Linked DNA regions of Homo sapiens: region 2 is linked to region 1. The links are chromatin loops, found by intact Hi-C in ENCODE. Cell type or tissue: Caco-2. All regions are shown on one strand.

Region 1 (2,500 bases):
GTAAGAAACATGATAGGATATAAGATGATATATAGAATATGAGATGATAGAATATAAGAAACTATCCAATAACCTCTATAAATGAAGAGACTCAATTCTAAGTAGAATTCTAAGTAGAATTGTGTCTCTGCATTTATGGAGGGTATCGGATAGTTTCTTATATTCTATCCTTATTGAGGGCAGGATTGAGTCCCTGCATTTATGGATCTGCCATGCTGTATTTTTAATAGTTGATTCGCATTCCTAAACAGAGGTTTTGTTGAAGAGCTAAACATTTTTATCGACATGTTCAGAGTCTGCCTTTACTGCCACATTGGAATATTAATTCTTCAAGGTAGAGTACCTGTTTTTATTCACCTTTCTTTCCCCAGAAACTAACAGAGTTCCTAAAACTGTGGGTATTCAATACTTTGTGGATTGAATCAGACTATTATGTTTTTTTGTTTGTGTTTTAATGCAGTGAGCTCCCAGGCTCTGTTGTACAACATACTATTATGCAAAGATGGAGACATCTTTGAAGGCTCTCACTAGTGTCCAGTGGCCCATCTTTTTATGATGTGGCTCTGCTGGCATTCATGATTCCAGAAAGATTTGGAAACTGCAGAGAAACAATTTCAAGCAATCTTGGTCTTGTTCTCATTCTCTAGCAGGTTAAAAACCAGAATAATTTAATTAGAAGGAACTTTGAATTCCTATTTTATCTGACTCCCTTAATCTTCTAGCTTTACCAGGTTTGGTGAATAGAACAATGTGAACATACCTGACAAGGTTTCCCTGAAAATGCAGCTAAAGCCATCATTAGGAAAATGAATTAAGAAAATAATTGTTATGTGTCATAAGATGTGTATCCCAGCAGGTTACTCAACAGTGGAGATAATAAGTACTGCCACCTGTTCTCTGCTAACCATACCCAACTCTATCTAAAGTCATTAAATTGTTGGTTAATTTGTAATTGGTTTGGTGAACAAGAGAAGCTTCACTATCATGTATTGTGCACATACTGGAAACCACTGTAAACTATGTGCTAACGGCTTTATGCACATTATTTTATTGATCCTTCCAACAAACCTGATCATTGTCAGCACCTACACATATCCTTTATCTGTGCTTTTGAAAGCCATCACAATCATTTTCAAAGGCTTTTAAATCCCTGACTTCAAAGCATAGTAAATATATGCTTTTGGTAACAAAAGCAAAGGGATATAGATTAAAATTCTAAGAGGTTGAGTTGGGCAAGGCCACATAGGTAATAAGAAGGAGGACCAGGCTTTAAACCTCAGCCAATTTGACTCCAAGCCCTCCTGGTTCTAAAATTTTAATGTATATTTGAATCACCTGGTGATCTTGTGAAAACATATATTTTGATTCAGTAGATTTGGGTGGGGCCTGAGATCGTAGGGAGCACAGTTGAGTATTCAGGCTTTCAACCAGCACACTGAACTGTGAGCATGGAAAACTTAGTCTATGCCAATGACTGTGGCAGATGTTTTACTGTTAGGTCTGCAACTGCTGGAGCCAGATCTAACTTGTACATGTAATTTTTCCTCATACTCACATTGCACATTTTATTTCTTGAATTGTCAAATTTTTAAAAATCAGGTCTTTTCGGGTCATTAAGCTCCCAGCAAAGCATTTATGGTCTATTTATTCTTTCTCTTGCCTGGAAAGAATATACCTACACAGAAGACAATAACTAAAGAAAAGATGATCAGCAGATCAGAGAATCAGCAGAGTATTGAGTCACTAAACCAATGTTAAGTTTTAACAAGGCCAAGGAAGACAAATGTCTCCCTAAGTTTTCTTCTTGCAGTTATTGCAACATGTGTAACTCCTTTGTGCCTCAAGATCCTTTTTTTCTGTTCCTTTTCAGGGATGCAGTTTTCAAAAATCACATGGCAGTTTATTTCTTATTTTTCAGTTTTCAGCTCAAATACAATCCCCTCAGAAATGACCATCTTACCTAAGATAGATCTCCAACATTTACTTCACCCCCTAACTGTTCCAAAACTCCATAAATGAACAGACTCAATTCTACCTTATTCACCAATTTCAGTCACTTCCAGTGACTAGTGAAATACATGGATTATGGTACAGAGATTACAAATATTTATTAAAGGTATACATGAAAGCTGAGTAGAATGAGACTAAGAAAATGTCTGTGGGTTTGTTCATTAATAAATTGTTAGTGCCCTTAGATAACAGTGTTTTCACTCAGATGATGGAAATGAAAGAAAACTTTGAAAGAAATTAATTTAGTCTACCTTTCCAGAATATTCATCAGCACAGGAAAAAAAAATTAGGAAAGAACTAGGAAGCAGGAAGTGACTGGCTTAGTTTCAGGGTCTTATATATTTTAGCATTTCTGTGTAGAAGAGAGGAAGGGACCAGCAACATTAGCTAAACTGAAAATACAACAGATGAAAAAAAATTAAATCAAATTAGTAGAAAAACTAAACTCTTGTAATTGGAAAACCCAAACAAACAATGCAAAATTATCTCC
Region 2 (2,500 bases), 73 kb after region 1:
GACATTTATGCAGCCAACAGACACATGAAAAAATGCTCATCATCACTGGCCATCAGAGAAATGCAAATCAAAACCACAATGAGACACCATCTCACACCAGTTAGAATGGCGATCATTAAAAAGTCAGGAAACAACAGGTGCTGGAGAGGATGTGGAGAAATAGGAACACTTTTACACTGTTGGTGGGAGTGTAAACTAGTTCAACCCTTGTGGAAGTCAGTGTGGCGATTCTTCAGGGATCTGGAACTAAAAATACCATTTGACACAGCCTTCCCATTACTGGGTATATACCCAAGGGACTATAAATCATGCTGCTATAAAGACACATGCACACATATGTTTATTGCAGCACTATTCACAATAGCAAAGACTTGGAACCAACCCAAATTCCAACAATGATAGACTGGATTAAGAAAATGTGGCACATATGCACCATGGAATACTATGCAGCCATAAAAAATGATGAGTTCATGTCCTTTGTAGGGACATGGATGAAGCTGGAAACCATCATTCTCAGCAAACTATTGCAAGGACAAAAAACCAAACACCGCATGTTCTCACTCATAGGTGGGAATTGAACAGTGAGAACACATAGACACAGGAAGGGGAACATCACACACTGGGGACTGTTGTGGGGTGGGGGGAGGGGGGAGGGATAGCTTTAGGAGAAATACCTAATGCTAAATGATGAGTTAATGGGTGCAGCACACTAGCAGGGCACATGTATACATATGTAACTAACCTGCACATTGTGCACATGTACCCTAAAACTTAAAGTATAATAATAATAAATAAATAAATAAATAAATAAATAATGGAAAAGAGCTTAACATTAACAAGAATTAAAATTTTAAGGCAAAATTAAATATTGCATGAAATATAGATAGATTTAGTGGATGCAAGGAGGATTACCTTGAACTCTTAAAATAACCCATCGGATAGCCACCTTTTCTGTAACACACAAGCAGTAAATATGACTAGGGGAGAAGTAAGAAGTCACCGGGAAGAAGAGAAAAACAACAGTCTCATGGAAAGTGCAGAGACCAAGTGATGCATGTTTGACTCCAGGACTTCACTGTGAAGGCTTCCTAAATATCAAACCACTAAATCATTTCTAAAATACTGGGATTTTTAGAGAATGCTGGTTAAACACAGAGGAGTGAATACATGAGTCAATCTCTGCCCACTCTTTAAACACCAAAATGATAGAGGAGAAATAAAAACAAAGTAAACCCTCAATGACAAAACAAACAAAAAGAACTAGAGGGAAACAACAGCAGGGAGGGAATATCAATAAATACTTTGTAGGTTAGAAGTCTATAAATGAAAGGACACTGAGTTTGCTGAGAAGGAAAAGCTAAATTCTTATGTATCTATACAAATAGATAGTGGTAAAGCAAATGATAACATTCCTTAGAACTGAAGATAAGCTTGAGAATGGAAACAAAATGTTCTATTAAACATCAGTGTTCACACTTGTAATCCCAGCACTTTGGGAGGCCAAGGCCAGTGGATTATTTGAGCCCAGGAATTCAAAACATGACGAAAGTTCACTTCTACAAAAAAAATAAAAAAAAAAAAATCAGCCAGGTGTAGTGATACACACCTGTAGTCCCAGCTACTCAGGAGGCAGAGCTGGGAGGATCACTTGAGCCCAGAAGAGGGAGGCTGTAGTGAGCCGAGTTCACCCCACTTCGCTCCAGCCTGGGCAAAAGTGCAAGACTCTATCTCAAAAACAAAAGAAACAAACAAAAAAACAAGCAAATCAAGGTAGAGCTTGGAGCTGAAAACAGAGTAGATAGAAAGACTTCATAGGAAAGACTTAAACCCGTATTTTTTCCTACAATGTTTGCAACCCAGCAACTATCCTTCCCCCACCCCGCCAAGCATTCAAAGGCTAGAAGAGTTTTATATGCTGAAAAAATAAACCAGAGAATTTGGACTCATGGCCCTATGTTATGGGGCAATGGTGAAGCACCAAAGAGAAAGCAAGGAATTAAATGTAAGCCTACATAGTCTCATACTGGAACATCCAGTATCCATTAACATCCCTCTGTTCACAGACCACTGGCATCCCAGGGGCACCCCAGGGTATGCCTACTCTTTGGGGATTTGTCTTTAAAGAAACTGAAACGCTTCACAGTTAATAGCATATAACTCAAAGGTCAAGTCTCAAATGCAAACCATGAGATGAAAACCTCTGCCTTGCTTTTTTCTCTTTTAGAAAAATAATTTGTTATTGAGGTATAATTTCCATTTAATAAGTGATACATTTAAAGTGTAGAATTACATGAATTTTCACAAATACACTGTATACACCTGGGGGAATTACCAACACAATCAAGATACAGAACTTTTCCATCACCCCCAAAGTTTCCTTTTACGCTTCTGCAATCAATCTTTCTCTTTGCCCAGGACCTTCAAGCAACCACTGATCTGCTTTTTGTCACTATAAATGAGTTTGCATTTTCTAGAATTTTATATACAGGGAATCATGCAC

What was found. A loop is a pair of places that touch in the nucleus more often than their neighbours do. Peaks named below come from ENCODE experiments on the same cell type or tissue, not always from the same donor. Only the 100,000 strongest peaks of a DNase experiment are listed, where the experiment ranks them.
Region 2: it touches region 1 in a loop (11-fold over the local background); 1 of 110 quality-filtered maps calls a loop at or near these places.

Annotation. Positions count from the first base shown.
Region 1 is chr4:47,189,415-47,191,914 of GRCh38, forward strand. The region is part of intron 4 of GABRB1 (gamma-aminobutyric acid type A receptor subunit beta1); the gene reads left to right. Among named protein-coding and RNA genes, the nearest start is that of GABRB1, 160 kb to the left of the region's middle. In Caco-2, no CTCF peak of the experiment used is centred here; no DNase peak of the experiment used is centred here.
Region 2 is chr4:47,262,411-47,264,910 of GRCh38, forward strand. All of the region lies in intron 4 of GABRB1 (gamma-aminobutyric acid type A receptor subunit beta1), which reads left to right. Among named protein-coding and RNA genes, the nearest start is that of COMMD8, 200 kb to the right of the region's middle. In Caco-2, no CTCF peak of the experiment used is centred here; a DNase peak (open chromatin) is centred at 1,521.